2 separate regions of the Mus musculus genome follow, and region 2 is linked to region 1. A link is a loop called in an ENCODE intact Hi-C map of the cell type or tissue named here. Cell type or tissue: heart. All regions are shown on one strand. Links, peaks and the distances in the headings refer to the core of each region. The heading gives the core; the rest is flanking DNA.

What was found. Peaks named below come from ENCODE experiments on the same cell type or tissue, not always from the same donor. Only the 100,000 strongest peaks of a DNase experiment are listed, where the experiment ranks them.
Region 2: it touches region 1 in a loop (2.0-fold over the local background); 3 of 42 quality-filtered maps call a loop at or near these places.

The regions. Positions count from the first base shown.
Region 1 is chr11:67,992,808-68,004,122 of GRCm38, reverse strand. The region is part of intron 4 of Stx8 (syntaxin 8); the gene reads right to left. Among named protein-coding and RNA genes, the nearest start is that of Stx8, 32 kb to the right of the region's middle. In heart, for the core only: a CTCF peak has its summit at 4,301 (motif pointing left); no DNase peak of the experiment used is centred there.
Region 2 is chr11:68,110,377-68,121,691 of GRCm38, reverse strand. The region is part of intron 7 of Stx8 (syntaxin 8); the gene reads right to left. Among named protein-coding and RNA genes, the nearest start is that of Mir6406, 100 kb to the left of the region's middle. In heart, for the core only: a CTCF peak has its summit at 7,263 (motif pointing right); no DNase peak of the experiment used is centred there.

The DNA of each region.
Region 1 (11,315 bases), core at 3,217-5,716:
GAACAAACAATTCGTATTTTGCACTTAGAAATGTCACATGTCTAACTCGGCCAACTCGGCCTCAACATTCCCCCCTTCCCCCCCCCCCCCCGTATTCAGCATGCTTGTTTCCACTCCATTACTTTATAAAGTGATGCTAAAATGCTCCATTAACAGTGCTACTAGCACTGCTCTGGAAACAAGCGTGCTATGTGGAGTTTCACAAAAATCACTGTCTGGCAAGCAGCAGTGGTACAAATCTGTTTGGCAACCGGTGTATAAAAATGCAAATATGCCACTAAAAGACTAATTAAGGGTGTCCAGTGGTAATGTATATACAACCAATACACACAGAGCCAGGGACCACCTACCTAGCCATCACTTCAACCTAAACAATTCAATTTTTATTGCACTGGCTCTGCCAACTCACACCTAAAACATAAATTAGTGAGATGGTGGCCCATACTTTTAACAGTGGTACCCTTTTGCCTCGGGGACAGAACCCAAAAATGTGTAAGGCTTCATCGGGAAACTTTTATGCAGCCAGCTGGACACCAGTCTGCAGACTGGCATGAAAAGTACTGCTCCCGGGGCAGTAGACTCCAGGAAAGCACAGAGTAAGGTGGGCAGGGCGGCATGCGCCTATATCCCAGCACTCAGGGACTGAGACAGGATCCTGCAAGTCTGTGGAGTGCACAGTCAGTGCTGAGCCAGCCTGGAGTAGAGAGGGAGACACTGACTTTAAAAAATACATTAAAAAGTTCACAGCAGACTGAGGTGCATGGTATGCCAACAATACTCCTTCTCTCAGGATCATGTGAGTCTTTTTGGTGGTGGTGGGGTTGTTTGTTTGTTTGTTTGTTTGTTTGTTTGAGACAGGGTTTCTCTGTATAGCCCTGGCTATCCTGGAACTCACTTTGTAGACCAGGCTGGCCTCAAACTCAGAAATCCACCTGCCTCTGCCTCCCAAGTGCTGGGATTAAAGGCGTGCGCCACCACCGCCCGGCAGGACCACGAGAGTCTTAAGCCTTCCAACACCTTCTCAGCCTGTCCCCCCCACATCCGCTTCTCTTCCTCTTAATTGCTTACACTGCGTTTATGGCCCGTGCCATACAATTCTTTATGCCATCATCCACTACTGTGTTCTCTGGTCATTCTATTAAAGGCAGAAAGACCTCTTTACGTGGTGTGCATTGTCTTCTCTTCTGCCAAGATCAGTGGGAGCAAGCACGGATTACTGGGTGCTTTCTGGTTCACAGAGGGCCTTGCCACGGACCCACCACATTCCAGTTTCACAGGCTGCAGAGTTGTGGTTATCTTTATTTTACAGGAAACAAAATGGGAGTTAAAACTCAAACCCAGGTTTTGTAATATTCAATCATTGCTCCTTCACACATTGCTGCATTGGCCATCTGCTGCTATAGGGTATTCCTGTCCACAGGCTAGAAAGAGCAAACGGCAAGACACAGCACTTGAAGCCAGTGGGGGGAAAACAAACAAACAAACAAACCACACCCGCTACAGGCAACAGTGGTACGAACCAAGATCAAGAGAGACCAGAGACAAACGCCAGAGCAAAGGATGCTGGTTCTCCTCCAGCACTGGGTCAGCTCTGACCCAGGAACCCATCCTCCTCTATAACCCAGAGGGTGATCCTTCTTTGCTGCCTCTGCAGACTGTGGAGGTAAAATGAGATCAATCAATGGATTGATCTATCTAATCTAATCTACCTAGCTATCTACCTAAATTTTAATTTCTTAACCTTCATTTATTAAAAAGTTGAACTTGGGAGGCTGAGGAGATGGCTCAGTTGGTAAAGCACTTGTCACACAAACACGAGGATCTTACTTCAATCCCCAGCACCCATGTTAAAGCAAACAAAAAAACAAAACCATAAAACCATAGGGTATTGCAGTGCATGCCTATAATCTCCAGGGGCGGGGTGGGGGTGAGGCAGGAGGCTCCCTGGGATCGCTGGACAGCCATTCTAACAGAACCACTGAGATCCAGGTTCAATGAGAGATCCTGTCTCACAAACTAAGGTGGACAGGAGTTGAAGAAGCCACCAGGTGTCAACCCATGACCTCCATATGTGCACACACATACAGAAGAAAAAGAGCAAAACGTGGAAAGTACTCAGCGTATTAAAAAAAAAAGACAATGAGCTAAAATATAGCACGCACAGTAACTCTTCTTTCTTACTCCCCCTTGTTGACAGACTGCAATTTTTCTCCTTTTCAATTCCCAAATGGTTTTTGCAATTTAAAATTGATACATACAGCTGCAGAGATCTTTATTTTCCATGCCCCAAATCATCACTGTGCTGTTATAATACCAAGTACTAAAATGCAAAAGAGACTTTATTTTTCCATCCGTAGATTAACAAAACCTACCAAGTTCTGCGACACCCACTGATGGCTAGCAGGTTGGGAAATGAGCCCTCCCACATACTGCTGGCCAGCCTTACAAATTTTAAGAAATTTACATGGCAGTTCTTTAAATTTCCAACACACATATCCTGGAGGCCCTCTCTTACAGAAACAGAGGCCACAGTGCACATGGAATTTGCCTTAGCTATGTAAATAGAGAAAACAAACAAAAAAACAAAACAAAACAAAACAATCCAACACCATTATGGACAGTGGCTACAAGAATGACTGCAGACTTATAACTGCAAAGCACTCACTGTTGCAAAGAATGTGTTAAACCTACTGACTTGGAGGAATGTCCAAACTTAAATAAAAAAATAAATTATAGAGACATGTACATATAAGTCTGTTTTCAGAATGATATATTTATAGCAACATACTTACAAGTATAAATAACAGTAAGTATGATCAAGAAAATGCCAACATTACAAGTGGTGACTTTAGGAGCATGGCATCTGGGAAAGGAGAGGCGATATATGTTGGCACCGTACATGAGCATAAGCATGGATCTTTTTTTTTTTTTTTTTTTTGGTTTTTCGAGACAGGGTTTCTCTGTATAGCCCTGGCTGTCCTGGAACTCACTTTATAGACCAGGCTGGCCTCAAACTCAGAAATCTGCCTGCCTCTGCCTCCCAAGTGCTGGGATTAAAGGCGTGCGCCACCACGCCTGGCGGATCATTATTTTAAATCCAAGTAGAGAGCCAAGTGTGGGAGTCCTTCTCTAATCTCAGGACTGCTGAGGTAGAGGCAGGAGGATCACAGGATCCAGCTCAGTTGGGCTGTACAGTGAGAGCCCCACTCAACTGCCCCCAAAATAAAAAGGAAAGGAAAGTCATTTCCCTGCAAGGAGGGAGGGAAGGAAAGAGAGAAAAGATGACAGGAAACAAAGAACTATAAAATATGACATGGTATCCCATTAACATGCAAAATCTGAAGTTTGGCATATCAGCTAAAAAAGCACATTTTAAAAAGTTAAGTGGCAACCTATGTGGAAACTATTAGAAAGACACATTGAAAACATCTCTTTGATTTTAAAGCCAAGAGCAGAGTAAAAGAACCAGGCCTGGCAACACACATGGGTAACCCAGCAACACACTTGTAACCCAGCAACATGCATGGGTAACCCAGGGCTTGGGAGGAAGAGGCAGGTGGGTGAGGGATTCATGGTTATCTGTGGTTGTTAAGACCAACCTGGGCTACTTGAGACTTTGGAAAGAGGTCAAAGAGGAACACGGAGAAAAGGAAGAAAGGAAAATGAGTGGGAAAAGGAGGAGTAGAAAAAGTGGGTGTGTGCCAATTTTCCCAAGGGGAAAAACAATGGATGAAAAAAATACCTAAGTTTTTTAAAAGGAAAGGAAAAGAAAGGGGGGGGGAGAGAGAGAGGAGGAGGAGGAGGAGGAGGAGGAGGAGGAGGAGGAGGAGGAGGAGGAGGAGGAGGAGGAGGAGAAGGAGAAGGAGAAGGAGAAGGAGAAGGAGAAGGAGAAGGAGAAGGAGAAGGAGAAGGAGAAGGAGAAGGAGAAGGAGAAGGAGAAGGAGAAGGAGAAGGAGAAGGAGAAGGAGAAGGAGAAGGAGAAGAAGAAGAAGAAGAAGAAGAAGAAGAAGAAGAAGAAGAAGAAGAAGAAGAAGCAGCAGCAGCAGCAAGCAGACCAGGCTGGGGAGAGTCTGGAGCCCATGAAGGGAGACATGAAAGAGACAGACAGGTCTGCAATCCACAGACAGGGGAAAGGCTAAAGAGAGAACTGAACGGCAGCAGGAATTCTTTCCTAGCATTTAGGAAAAAGCACAATTAATTTCCACGTTCTCTCCTTGCTCTCAGGGAAGGAAAGCGCCCATGAGTCAAAACCTGGCCAAGAAGTTGGGTGTTTTCTCTTCTGCTGACTTATGTCCCCACCTTGTGGTCTGCTCAGGACACAGCTTTTCTGCTTACATGTGAGTTAAGGGTATATACATGAATCTGTGTGTGTGTGTGTTTATACACACATTTAATTCAAGCAGAACATGTAAAATGAAAGGGCACAGTACACAAGTCAAAGATACTGCAGTGAAGATCCTCAGTTAGCGGCTACCAGGGCAAAACCAGTCGCATCCAAATCCTCTAAGGACTGAGTGAGAGTATGTGGGGCAGTACACACTGACCTGCATGTGGATCGGAGCACAGCGCCCAGCAGTCAGTTCTCCCTCCATCTTGTTAGAGCAGGATCTCTCACTTCTCAGAGGCCTGCAAGCCTCCAGGAGATTCTCCCATCCCCACCTCCCGTCCCGCTGGACTTGAGCCTTGAGATTACAGATGTGCAAGACCACATCTGGCTTTTTACCTGGGTTCTGAGGATCAGTCTTGGGTCATCAGGCTTGCATGGCAAGCGCTCTTACTCGATGAGCAGTCTCTCTGGCCCAGAAGCCCGGCTGTTCCATTCTGTTCACTTCCTCTTCCAAAAGGAACCACTTACTTTCATGATTCATAACACTATAAATTTCACCTCTATAGGAATGGCAGCATACATGTGTAACTCCAGTGTCTGGCTTATGTCACTCAGCATGTTTGTGCGAGCCATCCACAGTGTGCTGTGCACCTGTAGACTGTTCATCTGTATTGGCTGTGTAATATCAATGTCTGAATATACTATTAGTCTACAGAGTTCCCTGGGCTCTTTCCAACGGGAACTTTTAAGAACAGCCCTGCTATAAACATTCTTTCTGAGTCTGTGGAACAGTTCCATTTGAGTGGGTGTGCAGCTTCTAAAGAGACTGTACTTATGCAATCTCACCAGTAGTATATGAGAATTCCAGCAAATCCCAGAAACATCCGGTTTGCCCGGCAAGGTAGCCGAGCTGCTCTGGTAGGTATGGCGGTGTAGCATCCTGGTTACAGTCTGACTTTTCTGATAACTGACTAAAGCCAACACCTTTGTATACAATCATCACACACCATCTCCTTTGTGAAGTCCAGGGTTAAATCCTCTGCTGTTGTCTTTCTAATGTCGTCTGCCTTCAGGCTCTTTATTTATGGTTGAAATATTTTCCATATCAGATGAATACCCAGAACATACTGATCTCCACTCTAGTTTGTCTTTACTGTTTGTAGTCTTTGGAAGACAGATTTTGATGGAGTCCATTTCTTCATGTGTTTATTTCCTTTGTGTTTAGTGACTTGGATGGCCTAAAAAATCTTTGCCTGTACCACAATTGTGAAGACCTTGGGATTTCTACTAAATGTTCATGTGACCTTTCATGTTTAGGTCCACAGGTCCCTTTGGATCGGTGGAAACGGAGGCTTCGAGACTCCTTTCTTCCCTGTGTGGACATCAGTTGATCTAATGCTACACCTGTTATGCCACCTCTGTGACCAGTCGGGTGACGACATGAGTGTGGGACTGGTCCTAAACACCCTATTCTGTCTCCTGGTTCACTTGCCTCTCCTTGTGCAACACCACAATGCAGCCTTAGCCCAGCTGCTGCACTGCTGTGTCTTCTTGTCAATGCTGCCTTGGTACTGCTTGGCTCTTCACACTGTCGGTCATAGAAACTGTGGTAGAAGCCAGATTATCAACTGACCACACAGAAGCCAAAATTCATAAGGGAACTGTAAGTGGGTTAGTTCTGGATCTACAACCCCGTCTAAAGGAAGCAGACATCTTAACCACGCTGGGCGTTCCAATCGCTGGGTTTTCCTTGGTTCCTCTACATGATGTTTCATGGTATTCCGTGTGAAGTTTTTATTAGGTTTATGCCCACATATTTCATGTGTGTGTGTGTGTGTGTGTGTGTGTGTGTGTGTGTGTTGCCTACATGTATATCTGTAAACTGTGAGCCTAGTGCCTATAGAGGTCAGAAGAGGACATCATATCTTCTTGAACTGTAGTTACAAACAGTTGTGAGCTGCCATGTGGGTGCTTAGAGTTGAACCCAGATTCTTTGAAAGAGCAGCCAGTGCTCTCAATCTCTGAGCCACCTCACCAGCTCCAATTTCACATTATGTTAATAAACATTGCTGCAGGGCAGATAAAGGGTTAATACCTAGTGAGCAATCAGCAGGAACCCTGACACTAAGCAACATGCCCCGCTCAGTTATTTTCAACAATATAATAAAGGCCAACTTCACATTTTTTACCATTGTGCATTTTGTTGCTGCTGCTTAACCTGGAAAGCCTTTGGAAAGCCCAGGCTGCTGCTTCCAATCACTTCCCAACAGAATGCTTTCTTATATCCCCCCTGGAAATAACAGATACATCAACGACTTGATCGATGACCTAGAGCTGCAATAACTAATAGTCCTTCAAAGTTCAAGGTCTTCGGTTTCATTGCTTGATCGAGCATCCACATAGATAAGGTCTCCTTATAACTGGCCTTCATTCAGAAGTCAACTCGACCATTAGAGAAAAATGCCAATCCAGAGTAACAACTACAGAGAACCCACCAAGCAATAACTGGCCTCAGAAGTGCGTACACAGCCCAGACGCCTCAGACAGCTGCTCGGCCACGCTCAGAGTCAGCTTCGGAATGTTCAAGAGCAAGCTTAAACTTTGCTTAACACTCTCCAAGGCATGCTCCTAACAAAAAAGGATCACACACACAGTGAAGAGTGAAAAACACACATCTGTGTGAAGAAAGAGAGGTTAGAGACAGGAGCCTGGAGGCATGTGTGCAGGCACACACGGGCGGAATCTCTCCAGAAGGACACACAGACAACTGTCCAAGACGGCTGCCACCAGGAAGAAACGGGGAAAGTGCATGTTGGAGCTGAGCGAACCTTTGTTGTCACTGATAGTTCTTTCCACAGCTGGACATTTTGTTGCTTAACATAGTACTTTAAAATTTTACCATTAATCTATAACCTATGTAAACATAAAATTATAATGGTGCAAACATATAAGCAATAGTATATTATTTTAAAATATTCTTCAAAAACAAATACTCTATTAAATTGCCGTAAGTCACTGCAATATTCCAAAGTGTCAAAATTTTGGCTTAATAATCTCAACCAAATCGGTTAATAAAGATGTGGCTCAGTGGTGAAGTACTTGCCTGGCATACATGAGGCCTTGGGTTCAGGGGGGGAAACTCTGAGCCCTAAGAAAAAATCTGTCATAAGACATATGCAACTTTCCTCCCCAAAAAACCATGGTCACTCCCTGGGGCAGTAGCTCAGTGGCACAGTGAACTTTTTGCGAGGCCCTAAACATGATCCCCAAGGCCCAACCCCAAATAACAAAACTGTTCGCCATGTTCACCACATGACTAACATCAGACCACTAGTTAATACAGAGCAACAAAGCAGGTGTACCAGGGGCGGCAGTTATAGCTTAAGTGGCCGAGTGCTTGTCGAGACATACAAAGCCTGGGTTCAATCCCCAGCAGGGTGTAAAACAGGCATGGTTGCACACACTTGCCACCCCTGCTCTTGGAAGGCAGAGGCAGGAGGATCAGAAGTTCCAAGGCCATTCTAACTGGCTACAGAGAGAATACAAGGCCAGCCTACCGTACATGATGCCTTGTCCTGAAACAAAAGCAAAACAGATGTTCCAATACAAAGGGTGTGCCAGACTGCTTAAGCCCCTCCCCTTTTCAAATCCTCCTATGACTGCAATACTGTATGAGTCCACACACCGAATTCACTGGTCACAGTTCTCCAGCTTCTGAAGACAAAGTCGGAAGCTACTACCTCTCAAAACAGTTAAACAGGAATTAACATAGGATGCACAAGATCATGTCTGCAGAAGAAAACAACACGAGAAATTATGTGTATGTGTGAACATAATTGTAAATGTGCATATGTGTGTGTGTTAATGTGACTGTGCTTGTGCATATGTGCTCATATCTGCATGTGTTATGCATGTGCGTATGCTTGAGTTACATATGCTAGTGTTCAAACATGTAAGTGTATATGAGTGTGTTATGGAACTGGGTTATATTGTGCAAATTACTCATCAACTCCTGAGGAAGAAGTGGGAAGTGGAAACATCCCAGCTTCTTATAAAGACAAAATTGGGGGAGGGAGGTTGTGTAAAAGCAATGATCTAGCAAATGGAGCTTAGCATAAATAAAAGAATCCAAAGGCCAGTGAGCTACCTCTTCTCTAGGACAGAAAGAGCAGGAAATAAAAGTCCTTCCTTTGGTCAAAGAATTGGGGATGAGCCTCTGGCTCTTCAAGAAATATCACCCTGACAAGGGCTGCACACCAAGAGAGCCGGGGAAGAAAGCTGAGAAGCCCCCACCGTCTGCTCCTTCAGCACCCCTCATCTCTTCCCATTTTCAGAACATCAACTCTGGTCAAGGCTCTGCCCCCTGGAGAACATGACTGTCTTCATTTTCAGTTCAGAACAACATCTAGCTTGACTAACCAAGCCAATCATGGCAATTCAGAGACATCTTGGTTTCTGGTCTTATTGGGTCATGTGACACAGGCTACTCGATTTCAGTTTTAAGCCAAAGCTAATTGTGAAGTTCCCAGGAGGGGGTTCGTTACTCTTAAAAATAGTAAAACCTGGGCTGGAGAGATGGCTCAGTGGTTAAGGGCACGTAACTGCTCTTGCAGAGGACCCAAGTTCAGTTTCCAACATCCACATTAGGCATCTCACAACTGCCTGTGTCTGGCCTCCATGGGCTCCTGTACACACATGGGGCACATAAATTCATGCATACACATACACATAAAATAACAAATTTTCTTTAAGTGAAAACTGGGAAATGAGGTGATGGCTCCGTGGGAAAAGCACTGGTCACGCAGCTTGAGGTTCAGATCCCAGCACCCATGTTAACACCAGGCAACAAGGGATTCACTTGGACTCCCAGCATGCAAGAGGCAGAGGCAGAGGCAGAGGCAGAGGGAGAGACCGGGGGGGGGGGGGGTGTCTCCAGAACAAGTTGGGTAACCAGACTAAACAAATTGGCAAGCTCTGGGTTTAGTGAGAGACCCTGCCTCCAGATGTAAGTTAGAAAATGAAGATATCTGACACTGACCTCTGGCCTACACCCCCCTACACACACACACACACACACAACTGTGAACATGTTAGCACACATACACACATGCATACACAAACATGCAAAAATAACTGGAAAATGTAAGAATCAACAGAAAATCTATTAAAAGCAGAATTAAGAAAGTGGCGATAGCCGGGCATGGTGGTGCACGCCTTTAATCCCAGCACTTAGGAGGCAGAGGCAGGTGGATTTCTGAGTTCAAGGCCAGCCTGGTTTACAAAGTAAGTTCCAGGACAGCCAAGGTTACACAGAGAAATCCTGTCTCGAAAAGAAAAAGAAAAAGAAAGTGACTATTGTGTTAAGAGCAGACATCAGGTATCAAAAGCCTGTGTGCACAAAGGGGAACATAAAACAGCAAGGAGACTAAGAAAGAAGGCACAAGCTTGCCCTTCATCACGACACTTGGGAGACAGAAAGAGGTAATCGATGAGTTTGAGGCCAGCTTGACACACAGAGCAAGTTCCTGGCCAGCCACCATACATTGGAACAGAGCTGGCCTATAGACTGCAGAGCTGGCACGCCAGCAGAAAGAACACAAAGAACACATTGGGGATGAGCCTCTCAGGTGGCCCACAGGAATGTGTCACATGACAAAGTCAGCACCTCAGCCTTGAAAAGCCGCAGTCAGACACAAAACTACAAAGGCCAAATTGGAGAAGAGTGGGGTTCATGTTCTCCATCAGATACTTAACAGTTCCAACTGCTTAAAATTACTATTATTACTAATGCTGTGTGTATAGGATGGGGTAATCAGAGAACCCTCTGTAGAGTCAGTTCACACCTTCTTTCCACTTTTCTGTGGGTTCCAGGATCAAACTCAAGTTGTCAGGCTTGTGTAGCAAGCACTTTATCCACTGAGCCGTCATCTAGCCAGCTCAGTTGTTTTTGACTATTAAAAGCCACAATCCCAACACTTAGGAGGCAGAGACAGGCAGATCTCTGAGTTCGAGATCAGCCTGATCTACAGGTGGAGTTCCAGGACAGCCAGGGCTACACAGAGAAAGCCTATCTGGGGAGTGGAGAGCCATGTTTCTTTAGAACTTAGGTCACTGTAAATGCATGGTGTAGGTGCATGCAACTTTTCTAAGATAGCACGTGACAAATCTCTCCTTGGGGAAGCTGAGTGCACAGGCAAACAGGTGCAGGAACTGCTGACACAGGTCTGACTGGTTCTGACTTAGTGGGTGAGAGTTTCCAAATACCCAGAATTTCCAATGCGTATGGCCTCAGAACGAGCCTCCACTTCTGAGATTTTCTTCAGAGAGACATTCTGACACACGAGAAATTGCCCACATTTCAGATTATCTGCTGAGAGACAGTCTCGCATATCCCAGACCAGTACTGAACTTCTGTGGTAGAAAATATTGAACTTTTTTATAATAGAAAGACAAAGATACAAAATATAACTATTAATTAGTTAAATTAATTATGGTATGTGTACATGATGAAACATACTAAATACTAATATCTAATTTAATACTAATTCAATACTAATTTAATACTAATAACTTTATACTAAAATATCAACTACAAATCTGAATGGGAAAAATCTCTTGAGATATAATCATATATAAAGTATGTATGAAAGATGGTGGACTATAAGAGAATATACTCATGTTTATTGCTATAATCTTCAGAGACTCATAGAAGGATATGGGCAAAAACATTAATTACTTTGTAGGCGTGAGGGTCAAAACGGGAGGACTTTCCCTGAATCCTGGTAAATGCTTTTCAGATTTCCTAGCTACCCGAATATTTTACTCATGCTAAGTATCTTCTGCCTCTCCTAATGCTCTGGCCGGAGTGCAGCTAATAGCAGCTGCATCCATCTGGAAACCATGAGAGGCTTCGGACTGAACGGAAGGGACCACTCTGAGCAAGGCAGAGGAGGAGAGCGTAGGGACGGAGGGCAGCACCAGGCAGCTG
Region 2 (11,315 bases), core at 5,844-8,343, 110 kb before region 1:
TTTTCTTTGTATCACATGAAAAGTCAACAAAATGATAAACATATTAGAAGCCATTTTTGCAATAAATACTATCTGTTCTTTCAAAAAAATATAACTTTGCATAAAAGTTGCTTTGAAAGGAATCACTACTTTAAGGGCTAAAAGAAACATGGGCTATTTGGAGTCAAAGAATCTCTGGGGCCCACTCAGTAGCCAGGTGCTTTCTCAAGCACGACCAAGCCACATGCCCTACCGAGGCAGGTCAGTTCCAGGGAGTGGGAGACGCGGCACTGCTGTCGGGGGAGGCTTGGGCATGGCCCAGATGACACCCACATCTGACATAAAGGTCAATTTGCTGCTAATCTGGAGAAACTGGCCTCAGTGTTCAGGCTCACAGGCAGAGAAAACCGATAGTGATTTTAAATGAACCACAAATCAGTTATTCCAAGGAATTTAACATGGTTCACTGACTGAAAATTGTCATTTCTGCCTGACTCTGAAATAGAAGGCAAAAGTAAGCCAAAAAATAAATACCAATTCACTGCCAGCGTTCTGTTGGAGCCAATTAATGGATCCCCAGAGCTGATCGAAATCTTCACTAATGCAACAACATCTGGAGTCAAGTTATTTAAAAGCTAATACCAGGGCTTACAAAACTGCGTTTCAAAGGGGCCAAGTAAAGGGGAAGAATCGATTTTATCCCCCCTTCCCTTCCTCCCATCCCCCTTCCCTCCCTCTCTCCCTCCTTCTCTCCTTCCCTCTCTCTTCTTTTTCTTCTCCCTTTCTTCATTTCTTTTAGAGTGCTAGAGATGGCACTTAGGGCTCTGCAGAAGCCAGGCAAGTGTTCTACTATTGAGCCCCACCTCCCGTTCCTATTTATTTTTAACTTGTACAAATTTCCTGGTACTTCCCAAATCTTCCTATTTTATTCAGACGGTCTCAAGTGGGCATCTATTTCACTGTGGGCACACGAGAGCCACAGGTCCTTGTCCCTGAACTGTGGGCACCATCTGCAATGGATCTGCTTTCTTCAAGGCACAGTGCTGGGACACAACAAGAAGTGGCAGGCAGAGATACTCTGTACAGAGCTGCAAATTGAGGTGGTCATGCAATTCATTGTTAAACTTTCTAAAATATAACAAGCATAATGTTGTTGTTTGCTGTTATGCCCGCTTTAATTTTGTTTCTATTTAACGTCACTGAACAGTGCTTATTGTTCCTCCTAACCAATGGTGGGCACTGCAGCCAAAGTTAATCAAGTACTTCACTCTGTGAGCACACACCAGGAACAGGCTGGGACTCAGTGCCTGGGAAACAGAGTGGCAAGCATTATGCAGCCAAGAGAACAACGGATGCAGATGAGCATCTCCTACTAAGTAACACAGAAAGAGGGTGACACCTTTTGAATAACCGTGCCTTAGTGACCCAGAGCTACCCACACCTCCTTTGCCTCACTGTACAGTTACCCATTTTAGAGAAGAGGACTTGCATCCACTGCTTCTGTTTGGGGAATTTCTTCCAGGTCACATTCAAATACGTAGCTAACAATCATTACCTAAGGTCCATTGTGCCAACTGGAGAGACTAAGCAAAGGAATCTACGGTTATGACCGGAGCGCCCAAGGGAGCAGCCATATTCCGGCCCTTTGCTTCCCTGTCCTAACACATATTAAGCCCACCAAAACTTCTCTTTACTTCCATTCAAAGTTTTCCCAATCTTTCTTATCACACAACGCATGTGAATTTTCTTTATAAGCACAACAAACATAGCAGTGGCCAACCGGCAAGAAAGACTAACCCAAGTGAGCCTAGTCACGGAGCAAGGGAGGGGGTGGGGGCTGGGAAGTAGGCTGCTCGAGTCTCATCATGGAGAAATATGGAAAAGAAAAATCACTGGATTGCATGGAACAATGACCACTTAGTCAAGGCCAATTTTACATATGAAAAGGGGAAGTGGTCCCGGGTCCCTCAAGCTTTCTCCAGTTTAGGTAATTCTAGGCACAACTAGAATCCACTCCATTTCAGTTTACAAATATAAAAGAAAGTCAATGTGTGGATGGAGAATATTAGAGCATAAAGACCTCAAAGAAGGTCAGGCTTGGGTAGCAGAGCGTCCAGTGTTGGGGTGCTCTTCCTGCCTCCCACCAGCTTTGCATCAGCAGAGGGCACACTCTGTCCCAGCGCTACGGACAGTTCTCCCCCTACCCAGGAGGAGCTGCCCCCTCAGGGAAAGCCGATGGACTAACTGCTGAACGTGGGTCACCAGAAAACACACACGGATGCATTTATCAGTAACGTCACGATCCAGGCCCGGACTGTGAGATTAGTATTCAGTATGAATGGAAATCGCTCTTAGGAAGAATACCTTATCATTCTGCGCCACACTGAGCAAAAACAATAATCTAGAAATGATTTTATTTGTGGTAAAGTCTGACTCCTCGATGATAGCAAAAGTCAGTGCCTCCTCCAGTAGACCCTGAGATACATGGAGGTTTCTGAGGCGGTCATGGTGACAGCTCTGAGGCTGTCAGCCTCCATCAATCACCTCCTATTAGGTAAAGGTTTTGCAATTTTGCGCTTCTCTCCAGGGCTTAGTTTGCCTGGATTTAGTTGCAGCATTGGCATTTGAACTTAGTGCTCCTCCTGTTCTCATTCCCCAAATAAATGCCGTGAGCAAAGAAACAGGCTCCTCCTAAAACCAGGCAGACAACAGCAATACGGTTACATATAAAGGACATTCCAACTATAATAATCAACGTGTATTATACACACCAGAGTACAGGCTCAGGGTAGAGTATGTGAGGGCCAAGAACAGGGAACTTCTGAGTTGGCCATTTAGCTCCTGAAATGACTAGCCATGAACACGGCAGAGCCACACCTGGCTCTTGGGTTTGTATTTGTTTACTACTTCCTGTTATTTCAAATGATTTTTTTTTCCTAGACTATTCTAGAAAGGTGTGAGATGGGTTTAAAGTGAATGAAAAGGGAATAAATATAAAAGAACTCCTTAAGGAGTGGAATCTGTCTTATTTATTTTGCAATTCCAATGGCTGGGTGGATGTCAAACTAATATACTAAAGCCCCAAGGCAGGGGCCACCAGCAACATCAAAATTATACAGATTTTTCTGTATCAAATTTGAAACTTTAGTGTCTTATTTTCACTTAAATGTGACAGAATACCAGAAGCAGGAGAACAGGCAGTGGTAGAGAGCAAGCAAGCTGGACGCAGCGGGCCGAGGGGCTAATCACACAGATGGGCAAGATCCCAAAGGGCCACGTGTGTACACTTTACTTGGGATACAAGGTGCCTTTTAAGTGTCATTTTCTTGTCAACATTAAAATATTAGGAAACTTCATTTAAGGATCCAGATTTCAGGTTTCTCTTTAAAAACAACAGCCGGGCAGGGGTGGCACATGCCCTCAATCCCAGCAATCAGGAAGCCAAGGCAAGTAGATTGAGTTCAGAGACCAGGCCAGTCTGGTCCACAGAGTGAGTTCCAGGACAGCCAGGGCTATACTGGAAAAAGAAAAACAAACAAACAAATAAACAAAAACCCAGAACAACAATGACAAACCCAGATGGCCCAGCAGGCCCTGGCTTCCCTCCCGCTGGGAAACAGTCTGCTCTGCTCTCTACACGCCACCGGCCAGCCGCTGGCTATAGTCTTAGCTGCCTACCTCAGGCAGGATTCTGCTCTCTGGTTCCTGAAGGCAAATGAAGGATTGAAAGGAGTTTGGAGCCTAACAAACAGGGAAGATGGGCATGGCGGAACATGCCTATCATCTCAGGGCTCAGTGGCTGAGGTAGGAGGATTGGGAGTTCCACCCATCCTCCTCTACAATAGGAAGCCCTATGCCAGTCGGACTGCAGGAGACCCTACTTAGAAACAGAAAAAGAAGATGGAAGAGAAAAGGAGTCAAAGGGAAGAGTTCAAGTCCATGGGTCAGGGACAGAGACAAGGTACTGTTGAAGAGGTCAGCTAACTAAAGCCTGCTGGAAAATTCCACCAGACCTCAGAATAGCCTAGACCCCTCCCTTCCCAGAAGGGAGAAGCTGAGGAGAATGTAGGTCCTCCTCCCCTCTGGAAGGGAGAAACTGATCTGCAGATATGAGAAGCCCCTACTACCTCATTCCCTAAAGACCAATCAGTTTAAAGGGCACACTATTCCGCCAATCATATTGTGCCTAGTTGCTAATGCTCTATTCTGCCTCTGGAAACTGTATAAAAACTTGCTGAATGGGCCACCCCACGTTGCCGCCTCTCCTGCCTCTCCTTCGGGTGCAGGATGACCCCCAGCATGCTGGACAAAACCAACCTTTTTTTTTTTTTTTTTTTTTTTTTTTGGTTTTGTTCCAATAAACTTCTCTTGCTTTTACATTGATCTCCAGCTCAGTGTGGTTCACTTGCGGGGTCGGGGTGGGGGTAGGGGTAGGGGTGGGGGTAGGGGAGAGTCCCGGTAGCTAAGGCTCGTCAGAGTCTTACACTGTTGGACATCATGAAAGACTGGCTGAGAACTAAAGATACAGGCCAGGGCATTCAGCTAAACTTGGGTCTGCAAGGCAGAATTGTTGGGTTCCCACAGTTGCCCACTGCCGGTTGCCCACTGAAGGGAGATGTAATAGCATGAGGAAAAAGAATCAAGAAAAATGAGGAGTAAGGGTGAGGTGAGAAGTAAGCAAGAACAAACCCTGGCTACACAAGACTACCTTACACATGCAACGCCTCACTATAAGGCAGTGCATTAGTAAAGGATACTGACCTGTGTCAAGAGATGAAGCACAGGGCTACTTTCCCAAGGACAAAGTGGTGCAGGGCTGTGTGAAGTTGCTGCTGGGGTGTGTGGAAACATCCTCAGGGTTCTGTCACCTGTCTCAGGACTTGGCCACACACACTATGTGATTATAGATTTGTTCCCCACACCTAGCCTCAAGCTCCTGGGTAAACAGGCTTCTCCTTTCCCAGCAGCCAGCAACTTGAGCTGGGCTACAGACCAAACGTGCTTAGGAGCTTCAGTGTGCTCAGCAGCATCTCCTACTCGTCCTCCTGACCTCTGCCCCCCAGGCAGACATGGGCCTGTTCTGTGGTGTTCCCCAGTGAGTTCTGAGGAGCCCTTTCTTGTCCTATCTTTTCATTCTAGCTGGTTTGGTAGCTGGCACGTTGGTGATGCTCAGCAGCCACACTGGGATTAAAAAAAAAAAAAAAAAAAAAAGAGGAGTGGACAGGAAAGCTGGGGACAAGGTGGCTTTGGAGGCAGACCTCGGTGGTGGCCTGGGCACCTCCTCACATCTGTGAAGGAAACAGAGGCTGTGGAATTTCACTAGCTTATCTCAACAAACTACGATAAGAGGAAGAAAAAGCAGAGACATCAGTCAGTTTCTGCTAAGCACTTAAGATAAGCCAGGGAAAGCACACTGTTCCTCCTGGATCTAAATCAATCATTTGTGTTTGAGGTAAGGGCTGGAAAACAATTCATTGAAAAAAAAAAAGCAGGAAAAAAAAAAAAAAAGAAAAAAAAGCAGTTTTGAGGCTTCCTATAAAAAAGCGGGAGAGCAGAGAATTCACTTTCTTATGCTTATTTGTTTAGTGGATAAATTAGTTTTAATGTATATAATGCTTTGCTTGCACGAATGCAAGAGCACCACATCTGTGCAGTGCCACAGAGGCCAGAAGAGGATGTCAAATCCCCAGAACTGGAGTTATAGACAGTTGTGACCTGCCATGTGGGTGCTGGGACTCAAACCTGAGGCCTCTGCAAGAGCAGCCTCCTAACTGCTGAGTCATCTCCCCATTTCTCTTATTATTTTATAAGTTTCAAAAGAGTGAATATAAGTGGTCCAAACATTACAATCAGCATAATGGCACCAATGGATTTCAGGGCTGACGATTTCAGTTGCAAAATTTCAAAATTCCATAAGTAAACAAAAAACCAACCAAACAAAACCACCTTTTTAATTCAAAGAAGATGCTTACTTCATGATTCTACAAAATTCCTATATAATAATATAATATAGTATATATTAATAATATAGTACAATATGTATAATTTGCTCTCTTTTTTTTGATGTTTTTTTTTTTTTTTTTTTTTTTTTTTTTTTTTAGAAGATTTATTTATTTATTTTATGTAAGTACACTGTAGCTGTCTTCAGACACACCAGAAGAGGGCATCAGATCTCATTACGGATGGTTGTGAGCCACCATGTGGTTGCTGGGATTTGAACTCTGGACCTTTGGAAGAGCAGTCGGGTGCTCTTACCCACTGAGCCATCTCACCAGCCCTTGTTTTGTTTTTTGAGACAGGGTTTCTCTGTGTGTCCTTCTGGCTGTTCTGGAGCTCACTGTGTAGACCAGGCTGGCCTTGAACTCAGAAATCCACCTGCCTCTGCCTCCCAAGTAGCTTAAAGGTGTGAGCCACCACTGCCTGGCTAATTTGTTCTTCTTAAAGGCGTTTCTGTGCTGGCTTAAAAATATATGTGGCCGAGTGTGGTGGTGCACGCCTTTAATCCCAGCACTCGGGAGGCAGAGGCAGGTGGATTTCTGAGCTCGAGGCTAGCCTGGTCTATAAAGTGAGTTCCAGGATAGCCAGGGCTATACAGAGAAACCCTGTCTCGAAAAACCAATACACACACACATTATATATATATATCCAAGTCTTACCTATGTCACCAATCAACTTATTTCAACAGGTTAACATAGCTGATCCCGAGAACTAACTAGTACTGACCACTGTGGCAGGTGCTATCTTTGTTTTATCACCAGAATAACCAGACATATTAATGTGGCCTGAACATCCCACCCCTTATCCAAGCTGCTTGGGACCAAGAGTGTTTCAGATTTTTGCTATGTTTTTGTATTTTAAAATAATTTGCATAAACATAATGAGATCTTGTGAGGAAAGGAAGCAAGTCTAAACACAAAATCCACTTGGTCCATCTACACTGTGTGCACACAGCCTGAGGTAATGTGGCACAACTGTTTGGGTACGACTGCATTTTGACACCAACTTATCACCTGAGGCCAGGGATGAGATTTTCCACTGGTGCCATCATGTCTGCAGTCTGGAAGGTTTGGAGTTTGAGGCACTTCACAGTCTAAAGTGTAGTAATGGATGCTCATTGCCTTTGCTAGCTCCATTTAAAAAAAAAAAAAAAACAACAAAAAACAGAGCATGAAAGAGAGATACAGAGAGAGGGGCAAGCAACTCTCCTGTGCACCCAGGCTGCAGGTGGGGGTCACCCATGCTGGACTACACTGCTTTGTACCCATGATCCCGCTGCACCTCCAGGGGGAGCTGCAGGTAGATGCAGTGGTCCCAGGTAGGGACAGTGTCTGCGCAAGGTCAGCAGGGCTGATTTTCAACTGCAGCAACCCAGGAATGCTAACATCACAACGGGTGTCCGTAGACAACATTACGTGATGGACAACAGGCAGAGAAGTGAGGCTCCAGTCACTGGGAACTCCTCGTCTGCCCTTTCACAATTGGCTCTCTCCTCAGACTCAGACAGGGTTCTATTTTGAAATCTAATGAGGATCAGCCACACTGAATATTTAAACTGCAATTACAAAGATCCCACTTTTATGTAAATGTCTCTGATACAAGAAACAGATCTGAAAATATATCGAGGAGCCAGGGGAAGCTATCAGTCTAATTTGCCTTTACAATCTAGGGGGGAAAAACAGCATTGTTTTCTACTCCATGTTATCACAGGGGGTGGGGGTGGGGTGGGAGCTGGGAAAGGAAAAGGGAGAAAAACCCACAAAGATCTTGGTAAAAATTTTCAAGCACAGGCTCTGCACTGAAAGGACCACAAAGAAGTGCTTGGACCCTTTGTTAACAAACAAATTCATCACCGGGCCCTTCTCCTGTGTGGCCCCTTGTGATCTGGTTTGTATTTATAAGTAGAATTTCGCTCCCTGCTCAAGCATCTATGACTGATATGCCAGGCTGGAATGAGAGATGTGTACACGCCAGGGGAAACAAAAAGCCATTTCATGGTTTACAACCTCGTTTTGCCCTCCTTTGAGGAAAAGGACGATTGGCCGGCTGCTCTCCACACCTTGTTCACCGCTTCCTAGTTACACAGCCTGAGAGTGCCACGTGAACTGCAATCAAGTGACACTTGGGTGAGCGGAACAGATGAATTCTCAAGCCCTGCATATCTTGTGGGAGTGCTCGGACCCACATGGGAAGCCAGCCCTGCCTTTGAGAGGAGCTGTTCCTGAGGCTTTTGGACCATCTCTTTGCCCCTCAGATGCCACTGTTCCGAAGGCTGAATATTAATTTCCACAGCATTCCATACTAGCACTTATGAAAATAGGATTTGTTTGGGTTTGCTTGCTTCTCCTGATTTGTTCTCTGGTTGATTCTCTTTTGCTGGTACCAAACATGAACATTTAATTTTTAGTTTCATTTATTTTTAATTTACAGAAGTTCTATTTGACACCTTTTCAAATAACTGATGTTACATTTTTAGCCGGGCAGTGGTGGCGCACACCTTTGATCCCAGCACTTGAGAGGCAGGGGCAGGCGGATTTCTGAGTTCGAGGCCAGCCTGGTCTACAGAGTGAGTTCCAGGACAGCCGAGGCTACACAGAGAAACCCTATCTCAAAAAACAAACAACATTTTTATAGTTTTATGTTCTGTTTAGATTTTTTTGTTGTTTTTGTTTTTGTTTTTCAAGACAGGGTTTCTCTGTGTAGCCCTGGCTGTCCTGAAACTCACTCTGTAGACCAAGCTGGTCTTGAACTCAGAAATCCGCTTGCCTCTGCCTTCCAAGTGCTGGAATTAAAGGCATGTGCCACCACCGCCCAGCTAGATCCTTTCAAGTCTTTTAATTAAAAAGCAAAACTGAGAGGCTGGAGAGATGGCTCAGTTGTTAAGTGCACTGGCTGCTCTTGCAGAGGACCAGGGTTTGGTTCCTAGCATCCATATGATGGCTTACAACCATCTACAATTCCAATCCCAGTGGATCTGAGGCCTTCTCCTGGCCTTCATGGGCACCAGGCATATGTATGGTATATATACACACACACATACAGGCAAGACTCATACATATAAAATAAAAGTAAGTAAACAGCTTTAAAGTACAAAATTGAGGGCCAGTGAGAGGGCTCAGTAGGTAAAGGTGCCCGCTGCCAAGCCTTATGACCTGAGTTCAATTCTTAGGACCTACACAGCTGGTTGAGGTAGAGAACCTACTTGCACAGGTTGCTGTCCTCTGACTTCCACACATGCATTGTGGCAAAGGCACCTACCCTTACACACACACACACACACACACACACACACACACACACTGTAAAACAAAAATTTAAAGCCATCTTTTTTTATTTCACATCTGATCATTCCAATACTACAGGTCTATGCAGATTGATTCCACGGTCCACTGCCGGTTCCTGCTCATTTGTGGTCTTCATGTACGCTGTGTCATCGCCTAGGACAAATGCACTCTCCTGGGTGGGTGGGTGGGGGGGCTTCTGAGTTACTTTCTCTCTGCTGTGACTAAATACCTGACAACTGCAACTACAGGAGGGAGAGGTTTATCTGGCTCACATTTCAGGAGCTACTGCCTACATGAGGAAGGCATGGCTACGGGACTGGCTCCGTCCCATTCTCCATCAGTGGTTGAGTAAGCAGAGGTGGACACTGGCACTCAGCGAGTTTGGAGAGAAAGAAGGAAAAGAAAAAAAAAGATAAAAAGAGGACAGTGTTCCCTTTTTCTGCCTCCTGCTCTGTCCAGATATGGATGAATAACCTCATGTTCCTGCCACCAAACGATGACCTGCTCCCACCATGGCCCTTTCCCTCACCCGACCACGGACTGTTCCCACAGCCATGAGCTGAAGGAAACCTTTGCTCCTCTAAGCTGCTTCTTGTCAGGTGTGACCATGGCGGTGAGGAGAGGAGAAAAAACAGAAGGCTGGTGTTGAGGGGTGCTGAGGGCTGTGGCTGTGGGCAGCCGGACCAAGTGGTTCCCAGGTTTGAGGACTGGTTTGGGATAAGAATGCAGAAGGGTTTGGAGCTGCCGGCTCTAGATTAGAATAACTTGTCTGGTGGAGTTAATTACAAGACATAGGAAGTGGCTCGGCTATTTCTCACTGCTTGTAGTCACATGTACAGTGAGCAGAATGATGTGGAAAGATGAGGCTTGGAAAGGAGGGCCTGGGCCAGTTGAAAGTTCAGATAAGGCAGCTATAATTGTTAAAGAGATGGTGCCATTAGAGAGAAAGCCCATGGGGTTAGGGGCATAGCTCAATTGGCAGAACACCTGCCTAGCACACAAAAGCCCTGGATTCAATACCTAGCAACAGATACGCTGGGCATGGTGCACACCTGCAATCCCAGCACTTGGAAGGTAGAGGCAGGAGGATCAGGAGTTCAAGTATGAGTCTAATCTCTTATATTGGAATAAGAGGAAAACTATCCTAAGGTTTTTTTCTTAAGGCTACCTACCAAGGCTCTGGTTTATGAAAACGCAAAGCATTTGAAAAAGAGAAAGCCTGAAATGAGAGTTCACTGAGGAGTTCTCTGTTCAAAAACAACCAAACCAAAGTGCTTAGGGAAGGATTTTCTCAGACTCAGCCACAAAGGCGTACAGAGACAGCTACTGCAGCTGTGGTCCAAGAGGCGCCAGGCTACCGGCAGAACTTGGCCTCAGCGTCGTCCGAGTGGTGCTGGCTGTGCAGGGATGTAAAATGCAAAAGGCCATAACACATGGAGGTTACACCCAGTTTCCAGGGAAGGGAGCAATGGGACAGGTCAGGTAGACAAGCTCAGAGGAGTGGAGCTCTGAGGCTCCTGCTGTGTGCATTAGCTCCTGCTTCTCTGGCCCCCTTGCTCACACCCATGGGCTGCAGTCCTGGCCACTAGCTGCTCCAGCCTCGCAAAGCATCCTTTCTGCCTTACCACTCTTATGAAACTTCTGTCCACACGGACTTTGTCCTTCAAGCCTAGAGCCTGAAACTGTGAAGATAAAAAGATATGGGTTCCTTCTCCCCTCCACTTCTTATGGTTTGATTCTGCACAGGTCTGAACTTGCAAGGTCTTGGTTTCTTTGCAAAAGAAGTGGACCACCTTGTGAGTTCGGGGACAGGGCTGGGGTGTCCCTAGGCTTCTTACAAGAAGAAAGACAAACGATGGAGCACATGGATCCAGATCACTCAACATTTACTGTTCTTCTTTTTTAAACAAATCAGCTTACTAGATCTGGCGCACCTTTATGAGATAAAGCACCAAACAAAACCTAGCCGATGGCTCCCAGTGTGGCTCCTTGTCACTCTCCTTGGGTGAAGATCCTGATGAGATCTGTATCAGAATTGCTACACAGTGACAGGTG